Linked DNA regions of Homo sapiens: regions 2, 3 and 4 are each linked to region 1. A link is an interaction called in ENCODE POLR2A ChIA-PET data of the cell type or tissue named here. Cell type or tissue: GM12878. All regions are shown on one strand. Region 1 overlaps MTA3 (metastasis associated 1 family member 3). Region 2 has its middle 7.7 kb from the start of COX7A2L. Region 3 overlaps MTA3 (metastasis associated 1 family member 3). Region 4 overlaps HAAO (3-hydroxyanthranilate 3,4-dioxygenase).

The links. ChIA-PET counts read pairs that join two places held together with the same protein. Peaks named below come from ENCODE experiments on the same cell type or tissue, not always from the same donor. Only the 100,000 strongest peaks of a DNase experiment are listed, where the experiment ranks them.
Region 2: POLR2A ChIA-PET joins it to region 1 with 6 read pairs; 2 of 35 experiments call an interaction of 5 or more read pairs at or near these places.
Region 3: POLR2A ChIA-PET joins it to region 1 with 5 read pairs; 8 of 35 experiments call an interaction of 5 or more read pairs at or near these places.
Region 4: POLR2A ChIA-PET joins it to region 1 with 5 read pairs; 2 of 35 experiments call an interaction of 5 or more read pairs at or near these places.

The regions. Positions count from the first base shown.
Region 1 is chr2:42,638,033-42,640,532 of GRCh38, forward strand. MTA3 (metastasis associated 1 family member 3) reads left to right here. Exons shown (of 17, transcript NM_001330442.2): 5 at 2,141-2,204. Among named protein-coding and RNA genes, the nearest start is that of MTA3, 71 kb to the left of the region's middle. In GM12878, no CTCF peak of the experiment used is centred here; no DNase peak of the experiment used is centred here; H3K4me3 peaks cover 684 bases; H3K27ac peaks cover 918 bases.
Region 2 is chr2:42,367,683-42,370,182 of GRCh38, forward strand. It overlaps a transcript of COX7A2L not described here. Among named protein-coding and RNA genes, the nearest start is that of COX7A2L, 7.7 kb to the left of the region's middle. RefSeq lists an enhancer at 2,249-2,500. In GM12878, no CTCF peak of the experiment used is centred here; no DNase peak of the experiment used is centred here.
Region 3 is chr2:42,571,600-42,574,099 of GRCh38, forward strand. All of the region lies in intron 2 of MTA3 (metastasis associated 1 family member 3), which reads left to right. Among named protein-coding and RNA genes, the nearest start is that of MTA3, 4.2 kb to the left of the region's middle. RefSeq lists an enhancer at 85-611. In GM12878, no CTCF peak of the experiment used is centred here; no DNase peak of the experiment used is centred here.
Region 4 is chr2:42,773,456-42,775,955 of GRCh38, forward strand. The region is part of intron 4 of HAAO (3-hydroxyanthranilate 3,4-dioxygenase); the gene reads right to left. Among named protein-coding and RNA genes, the nearest start is that of OXER1, 11 kb to the left of the region's middle. In GM12878, no CTCF peak of the experiment used is centred here; no DNase peak of the experiment used is centred here; H3K4me3 peaks cover 480 bases; H3K27ac peaks cover 937 bases.

The DNA of each region.
Region 1 (2,500 bases):
AGTTGACTAGCCTTAAAAAAAAGTACCTATTAAAATAAAATTTAGCAGGTTTTACTCCTCCCCATTAAAACAAGCAAATCTGACTTTAGAGAACTTATTTTTTTAAAAAGGGGGATTTTTTTTTCTAGGTGATTGAGTATCAAATGTTAGAAATATTGCTTTGTCAGCTGTTAATGAGGGGAAAAAGTAAGTGAAAACTATTTTTAGAAACCTCATTTATTAAGCATATTGCATGTGTGAGCACATATTCACAGGTCATAGATATTCTGTGGCAGCTGTCGATGTGCTAACGGCAGCAGAGCAATTTCCCTAGTTGCAATTCTGTCCGTTATGAGAACATGTCAGATAATTGTTACCTTTTCTTTTTTTTTTTTGAGACAGGGTCTTGCTCTTTTGCCCAGGCTGGAGTTCAGTGGTGCAAATACAGCTCAGTGCACCCTAGACCTCCTGGGCTCAAGCAGTCCCCCAACCGCGAGTAGCTGGGACTATGCCCTGCTTATTTTATTTTTTTTAATTTTCAGTAGAGTTGAGATCTTGCTGTGTAGCCTGGTCTCAAACTCCTGGGCTCAAGCGATTCTTCTACCTCGGCCTCCCAAAGTGCTGAGATTACAGGTGTGAGCTGGGCACAATTGTTGTCTTTTCAGTGTTGTTATGTGTGCTAAAGTGATGTTAATTTTTTTTTTTTTTTGCTTCACTAATCTACTTGAATAAAATATGTTAGAAAAAAAGAAAACCTTTATAAACACTTCCAGTAACCACGTTAGAGATTTGACAGGATAGTGTGGAAATACCACATGCTCTCAAAGAAAGCTTTCTAACCTACAGTGATCACCAGAAAAAGACATTTTTATAAGGGGTTTTTTTTTTTTTTAATTTAAAGAGTATATAGTTGCAAAATGTTTAGCAAGCTGTTTTGACCAATGTGTTAGCACTTTTAGTATTTTATTTTGCTCTTGGTAATTTTTTTCTTTGAATTGTATTTCACTCTGGTGATCCAACAGCAAGCTTTTCTAGCTTGCTTTCTTTCTTTCTTTTTTTTTTTTTTTGAGGCGGAGTCTTGCTCTGTCGCCCGGGCTGGAGTGCAGTGGCACGATCTCGGCTCACTGCAACCTCTGCCTCTGGGGTTCAAGCGATTCTCCTGCCTCAGCCCCCTGAGTAGCTGGGATTACAGGCATGTGCTACCATACCCCACGAATTTCTAGCTTCTTATTTAATATATATGTGATATATTTGTTTTTGCATGTTGGCTTTTGGAGATGTCTTAATTTTTGTTTAGAAAATCAAATGATCTTACGACATTTTAAAGAAACATTGTGTGAGCCCTGACCAGTATTTGTAACTTGAATAATCTTCAAAATGCTCCTGTCAGATTTCTATTAGTTATACGGATTTTTTTAGGCTAGTTAGGGTCATTTTGAAAGTGCTCGTAATAAATGCCTCTACCTACATAACCTCAGTTTTTCTCAGAGTCTAGACAAGCCTTATAAAAACAGACGTTAGTTTCCAAGCTCAGATCAAATGTAAGTGCTGTCAGACCTCAAGGTCCGTGGATCTGTCGATGTTTATTTTGCCCCTTGCTCTATAGAAGGCTCCTTGTGTTTAAATTTTAACTAGTTTTTAGAGTAATTTCAATATAGATGAATTAGTTATATCCTGATATGAATGTGTATTATTTTTAGGTTCTTAAATGTAGTTAGTGGCTGCTCATAAAAATCTGAATATTATTTAGCCATTGGTTTGTGTGGTGGTGTCTTTGTCTGAACATCCCTTTTATAAAATTACCTCATAATATCTATTTATAGGTTCAGAAACTGACTCTTAGTCTGAAGTTCTCATTGTACTCTTTTTTTTTCTTGAATAAGTAGAAACTACCTATAAAGTATTGCATATTAGGATTTATTGCCTAACACAATTACTCCAACAGGCTAGCCTCTCAAGAAATGCCTATAAAGACAGCCTTATTTTATAAGTTACCTGACATTAGGATTGTAAAGTGGGTCTAAATGGTTTGAAAAAATATATATTCCTAACTGCCATGTAGTTTCTTAATACCAGTCTCACATTCTTAACTTTGTATTTCTCATCACTGAGAAGGTGAGGTGGCCTTTGTTACATTTATTCTTTTTTTCTTTTTCAACAGGGGAAAGTGCAGTGTTGCCCTTCTGAATGAGACAGAATCAGTATTGTCATATCTTGATAAGGAGGTAATTCACAATCATAGTTGTTTTGTTTTTTTCTCCCTTTATTTCACATGAAGCTCTTTCCTTGGAATTTATTTCTTTTTGTACAAAAGTATTATTCCACCATTATATTAATAGCAGTATTATAGTAAAAGTATAGTGACTAGAATGCATTCGGGTAAATTTGATTTTTCTGGTTATCTGAGATAAGAGCAAAAACTGTGTCTGTTTTTCAGTTGGTAATGAATGGCATTATAGAGAATGGTACATGGATTTAGTTGATAGTAGATGAATATTTTTGACTTTATGAAATTAATGCT
Region 2 (2,500 bases), 270 kb before region 1:
GCCCTCCACTGACCACCGATTGGCACTCTGAGCCAGGGGAGAAATTTGCTGAAAAGCAATTCCAAACAACCCAGGGGTTTCCAGCAAAAGACTTATGCTGAAGCTCAGCTTTCTGACAGCAGGGAGAGCCCAATGCAGACAGGATTGCTGGCGTTTCATTGTATGATCCTCACATCTCTTCCACCCCCAAACTGCAAGGCTACCGTGTCCTCTTCCCTGGCACCACTCCTATACCCTAACAGCCCACAGATGCATATTGGAGAATAACCACATCTATTTTAATTTAAACCATGGCAAAGGTAAAAATCAAATCAAGGTGTTTGTGTTTTCTCCCCCTGGGAAGAAGCAAGCACTCTGTAACACACATAGCCTTGTTTCGGCACAGATGTCAGGAATGCAGAGCCTGTAAATCTGCCCAGGCAGTTCTGTTCTTGAATCATTAAGAACAACCGAGTGGGTGGAACAAGAACATGAAATTGCTGTGTGCACTCATGTTTTGTTTATGGAGCAATCATTTCTAGATGTGTTTTCTTTTTTTTATGAAGAATCTTTTCTATGTTTGCCTTTTAACACCCCACCTTCCTTCCTGTCCCCAGCTCTCCCACACCCACTAAAAAGAAATATTGAGAGCATTACAAAAATCTCTGTGAATTTAAAGAATGGGTTACATTAAATGTCTCTCTAAAGCAATTCCATTTATTTAGTCAAAATAAATGATTTAGTAATATGAATAACACAGGTAACAGTTGAATATCAACAGTGTGTTTGTTTAAAAAGCTCATAACAACTGTTCCCTAATCATAAAAATCACTTTCCTTTTTCCACCATTGTGCAATGAGGACCTTGTTAACCCAGTGAATTGAAAGTTCTTGTGATGCTAATTATCAGCAGTATTTAATTAGTGGCTTATGTATCTGCCACAAGATTCTTCACTTCACTGAGCCTCAGTTTATCTATAAAATGGGAATGATATCTACTTTGTGAGGATTGAGTTTATTCATATGAATGCCTAGGACACAGTAAGCACTCATTAAACTGCAGCAGTTACTGTTATTACTAGTAGTTGCAGCAACTGAGCAGACTGGATGGAGTAGGATTTTGCCAAATCTTATCAATCCTCTTCTCCAGTAGACCCCAACCTTGGCACATAGCAAGCACCCAGTAAATGGTAGCTCTTAGACTTACCAAGTCAATAACAACTCCAGTTAGTGCCCCAGGCTTCTCACATCCCCAGCAGTTTCCGTCCATCTCCCGACCTCCCTGGCTGCTTTCCCCACCGCTCCCAGAAGGGAAGTGTGTGGTAGCTCTGCTGCTGTGTTTACCATTCTGGGCGGGTCTCACTTTATTGTGTTTTCTCCCACTGTTTTTGGCTTCCCTGCATTGTCCTGCCTGGCACACGCCCCAGCCATGTTCTCTGTGGCCTATCACCGTGATGTCCTCCTGTTTTGGGCATCTGCTTGCTGCTACAGGCAGAACATGGTGGCATCAGGTGGCTTTAAAAGAGGGAGAGATTGCATTAAATTTTTTCTCAGGAAAATGAGCTTGGTTTAAAAAAAAAAAAAAAAGTGTTCCATGGAACAGATCTAATAACTTAGCTCCCTAATAATTTTTCCTCTGCTTGCTTTAATTGCAAAGGATTCTTCCACAAACAGTGGAGTATTATTGCTTTTCAGTAGGCTAATGAGACTGCCTGTACACAGTGTTTTTCAGGCTTTACCCCCAACACGAAAAGGCACCAAGGAAACTTCCCCAGCAAGGACAGGGCTGGTCCTAGAGAAGACCTAGGAGACTCAGTGGGTGCCATGGGCCTTCAAATCATGCTTTCCCCAGGAGGGTCTTACAAGTCTCCACAAGAGGCACTTTGCCTTTTGTTCTGAAAGCCTGCCCAGCCAGCACTTAGTGTCCAGGACAAGGTCTTAACCACAGCAATCCAAACCAGGTTACCAGGCCTACTTTCTTCAGGCTCTGGGACTGCCAGGGGCTGTCCATCTCCAGCTAAGCACACTCTAGGAGCTGATCAAATTAGAGAGCTGGGGGAGGGGTGGTATAGACTCTTCTAAGAGAGCTGTAATGCTGTCAATCAACTAGCACTTAATTTCCGGTGGGTTGTAAAAGTGCCATGTATCCTGCAAGCTTCAGGGTGAGTAGCCCGGTAGGATTCTAAGTTAAATGATGCGAGAAGAATAACTCTTGGTGAGGATTTTGCACCTCAGAATTAAAAACAAAGCAAAAAAGACCAAACCTATATTGATTGCAAATATTGTGGGAAGGAATTTCTTTCCAATCTATTTCCATTAAATTCCCTTGATGACATCACATGTCACCTGAGTTGACAGCCACTGGAGGCCTGCAACTGTTCAGCACCCATCATGGGCACAAATGGAACTTTGCTACCATGCCCTTATGGGGCTGGGCCTCTGCAGGCTGCTCAGTTTTGACACTGTCGTGCCCGTAAGGGGATGGTCCCCAGGGAAAATGGATAGAGTCAGCTGAAAAGGTA
Region 3 (2,500 bases), 66 kb before region 1:
TAATATTTTCCTCTTCCAGGTTTAGAAGGAGGAAGCTAGGGAACATAATATTGAAAGGAATTGGCTGGGCGGGTGCGGTGGCTCACGCCTGTAATCCCAGCACTTTGGGAGGTCGAGGCGGGCGGATCACCTGAGGTTGGGAGTTTGAGACCAGCCTGACCAACATGGAGAAACCCCATCTCTACTAAAAATACAAAATTAGCTGAGTGTGTTGGTGCATGCCTGTAATCCCAGCCACTTGGGAGGCTGAGGCAGGAGAATTGCTTGAACCTGGGAGGCATAGGTGGCAGTGAGCCAAGATCACGCCATTGCACTCCAGCCTGGGCAACAAGAGTGAAACTCCGTCTCAAAAAAAAAAAAAAATTGAAGGGAATTTGTAAAATTCTGGACTAGGCTGGCTGGGCACGGTGGCTCACGCCTGTAATCCTAGCACTTTGGGAGGCCAAGGCAGGCGGATCACGGGGTCAGGAGATCGAGACCATCCTGGCTAACATAGTGAAACCCCGTCTCTACTAAAAATACAAAAAAAATTAGCCGGGCATGGTGGTGTGCACCTGTAGTCTCAGCTACTTGGGAGGCTGGGGCAGGAGAATGGGGTGAACCTGGGGGGTGGAGCTTGCAGTGAGCCGAGATCGCGCCACTGCCCTCCAGCCTGGGTGACAGAGTGAGACTGTCTCAAAAAAAAAATTCTGGACTAGGCTAAATTGTCTGTGGTAGCTCACACCTGTAATCCTAACATTTTGGGAAGCTGAGGCCTCAGGATCCTTTGAGTCCAGGAGTTCCAGACTAGCCTGGGTAACATAGGGAAACCCTGCCTCTACCAAAAAAAAATAGCCGGGCATGATGGCACATGCCTGTAGTCCCAGTTACTTGGGAGGCTGAGGAAGATTGCTTGGGCCCAGGAGGTCAAGGCTGCCGTGAGCTGTGATTGCATCACTGCACTCCAGCCTGGGTAACACAGACTGTCTCGAAATTAAAAAAAAAAATTATGGTTTTGGTGTAATAAATATAAAGTAGCTTTGTACCTTTGGCCCAATTAAAATTTTCACATTAAGATTTGTCCGAGATGGTCGTTTATTAGGACAAAAGAAGCCTTATGATTGCAGGAGAAGAAACTTTTGTTTTGTTTTGTTTTTTGTTTTTTGAGATGAAGTTTTCACTCTTGTTGCCCAGACTGGAGTGCAATGGCGCAATCTTGGCTCACTGCAACCTCTTCCTCCCAGGTTCAAGCGATTCTACTGTCTCATCCTCCCAAGTAGCTGGGATTACAGGCATGCGCCACCATGCCTGGCTGTTTTTTGTGTGTTTATTAGAGACAGAGTTTCACCATGTTGGTTGGGCTGGCCTTGAACTCCTGACCTCAGGTGATCCACCCGCCCCAGCCTCCCAAAGTGCTGGGATTACAGGTGTGGGCCACTGCGCCTGGCCAGGATTTATAATGGAGGTACCAGAAAGCAGTCAAGCTGCATGGACCATGGATTTTCTAATGATGTTTTGTTTTCCTCCGATTTTCTAATGATGCTTTGTTTTCCTCCAGACTTCTCTGAGGGTTGTGTGGTTTATGAGACTTCATAGTGTTAAAATCTTTGAGTCTGTCTAGCTAATACCTTTCCCTCAAAATGCCATCTGGTAACTTGTTCAGTTTTGTCTTGAGAAGGCAAGCCTGACCTAGGACATTCTTAGTTTGAAGAGCCTTGAGACCTTGGTTTGTTTTGGGAATATCCCAGGGAATTTGCATTATTTTTATTTTATTCCAGAGACAGGGAGACAGGGTCTCACTCTGTCACCCAGGCTGGAGTTCATTGGTATGATGATAGCTCACTGTAACCTTGAACTCCTGGACTCAAAGCAGTCCTCCTGCCTCAGCTTTCCAAGTAGCTGAGACTACAGGCATGTACCACCATACCTGGCTAATTTTTTGTTGTTGTTGCTATGGATTCTTGCTCTGTTGCCCAGGCTGGAGTACAATGGCATGATCTCCGGTCACTGCAACCTCTGTCTCCTGGGTTCAAGCAATTCTTCTGCCTCAGCCTCCCGAATAGCTGGGATTACAGGCGCCCAACACCATGCCTGGCTAATTTTTGTATTTTTAGTAGAGACAGGGTTTCACCATGTTGGCCAGGCTGGTCTCAAACTCCTGACCTCAGGTGATCCACCCGCCTTGGCCTCCCAAAGTGCTGAGATTACAGGCGTGAGCCACTGCCCCAGCATTTTCTTTCTTTCTTTCTTTCTTTTTTGAGATGGAGTCTCGCTCCGTCGACCAGGCTAGAGTGCAGTGGCGCAATCTCAGCTCACTGCAAGCTCCGCCTCCTGGGTTCACACCATTCTCCTGCCTCAGCCTCCCGAGTAGCTGGGACTACAGGAGCCTGCCACTACGCCTGGCTATTTATTTATTTATTTATTTATTTATTATTTATTAGTAGAGATGGGGTTTCACCGTGTTAGCCAGGATGGTCTCGATCTCCTGACCTTGTGATCCGCCTGCCTCGGCCTCCCAAAG
Region 4 (2,500 bases), 140 kb after region 1:
CTCTGGCCCGCTTTCCACATCTCACCCCTCCCAGAAGACCTTGTGAAAGGAAAATATCTTGGGCCCCGAAATCACTAAATTAAGGGAAATGTCAAGCTGAGAACTGCTTAGGGCAAACCTACCCCCTATTTTTTTTTTTTTTTTTTTTTGAGACGGAGTCTCACTCTGTCACCCAGGCTGGAGCGCACTGGCGCGATCTTGGCTCACTGCAAGCTCTGTCTCCTGGGTTCATGCCATTCTCCTGCCCCAGCCTCCCAAGTAGCTGGGAATACAGGCGCCCGCCACCACGCCCGACTAATTTTTTGTATTTTTAGTAGAAATGGGGTTTCACCATGTTAGCCAGGATGGTCTCTCTCGATCTCCTGACCTCGTGATCCACCCGCCTCGGCCTCCCGAAGTGCTGGGATTACAAGCGTGTGCCACTGCGCCCGGCTACCTGCCCCCCATTGTATTCAAAGTGCCCCTCTGCTCACTGAGATAAATGCATATCTGATTGCCTCCTCTGGAGAGACTAATCGGAAACTCAAAAGAATGCAACCATTTGTCTCTTTTCTACCTATGACCTAGAAGCCCCCTCCCTGCTTTGAGTCATCCTGCTTTTGCTTTGAGTTGTCCTGCCTTTCCAGACTGAACCAATGTTCATCTTACATATGTTAATTGATGTCTCTTGTCCCCCTAAAATGTATAAAACCAAGCTGTGCTCTGACTCTCTTGGGCACACGTCAACAGGACCTCCTGAGGCTGTGTCACGAGCGTGCATCCTCAACCTTGGCAAAATAAACTTGCTAAATTAACTGAGACCTGTCTCAAATTTTTGGAGTTGACATTTTGATAACCACAGAGGCATTCTGAGTGGAGGTGCCCCTGACCTTAGACAAATCTCCTAAGGGTGCTTGGTACCCGCGTGAGCTAACTTTATGGCTCAAACCAATAGGACAATTTGCTGAGGTGTGGGAGCACCCCCTCTAGAGAATCCCTGATCTCCCCAAATTTGGTTGAGATCTAAAGTTTATTTTGCTGTACAACTCCCTTTTTTTTGGAGTTTTACTTGTTTCCAACAAGGAAGGCAAGTTTTCCTGCTTCCATGACAATGGAAGGCAGGTAACTCCTTTATGGAATTTGAGCTTGCATCCAATAGGGAAAAGGAGGTTTTTTTCCTGCTTCTAGGATGGTAGAGAGTTGTCTTGAGCCTGAGACCCATCCCTAGGTAAGTAGCTGAACTGGGGGTTTGTTTTGGCTAAAGTTAACAATCAGGTGCTCTTAATTTCTCCTTCCCATTAGAGCGCTCAGTGATCATAGAAGCTGCGCGATTGTTTGTTTTGCTTCACTGTTTGTTGTTGTTGTTGCTGTTTGTTTCTGTTTTGTTGTTGTTTCATTCTTTTTCCCATTGGGTTTGATCAGCTCTACCTGACTTGATAAAATCCTAAAGAAGTTCCAAATTATGGGAAACAAGGCCTCTAGAGTGGCTAAATTTCCCGTCCCTCCCCACCAACACACACACACACGAAAAGGGCCGGGCACAGTGGCTCACACCTGTAATCCCAGCACTTTGGGAGGCCGAGGTGGGCAGATCATGAAGTCAGGAGTTCCAGACTAGCCTGACCAACGTGGTGAAACCCCGTCTCTACTAAAAATACAAAAATTAGCTGGGCGCAGTGGCGCGCACCTGTAATTCCAGCTATTCAGGAGGCTGAGGCAGGAGAATTGCTTGAACCCAGGAGGCAGAGGTTGCAGTGAGCCGAGATTGCACCACTACACTTCAGCCTGGGTGACAGAGTAAGACTGTCATGGAAAAAAAAAAAAAAAAAAAAAAAGGTTGTCTGGTGGGGGGAGAAAAAAGGCCAGTAAAAGGAGAAAAGAAAGATGAAAGATTTTGTATTTTGACTGCTAAGGGGCTTGATTTACATAAACAAGGCCACTTTTGCTAGCCAGGCAAAACTGAAAGAGCAATGGCTGTACTTCTGAAACAGCAGCATTTTTTTCCAGCTGAAATACGGTAATGAGATTTAAAAAGATTTTTTTAAAGGAGCTCAATGGTTAAAAGTCAGCTTAATTAAAAGCTAACATCCAAGGGGTGTGTGTGTGTGTGTGTATTTAACTTTCATGTTTTTGTTTTTGTTTTTCTCCTAGGACCTTGTCTTTTTTTTTTGAGCAAAAGTTTTTTTCTTCTCAGTTGACTGAATTCTGTTTTCTTCATTTACTTCTGCTGTCTCTCCTTTCTCCTGCACCCTCTGCTGCATGAGGGACCTAAAATAGTTTATAGTAGCCTGGGGTTTCTTAAAGAAAATGAAGAAGGCACTAGACTCCTTTTGGGGGAGAAATCTGTTTTTCCTTGTGGAACCCCAAGAATGTAAAAAGATAAATGGTCTCAGCTGTTAAACTGCTTACTTTTATATTGTGTTATCCTTTTTTTTTTTTTTTTTTTACTAAAATAGTTATTGTAACTGAGGTTACTCTTACTCTTGAGTTTTTAAGGAAGAGTGTGGTTTTATCGCTTCTG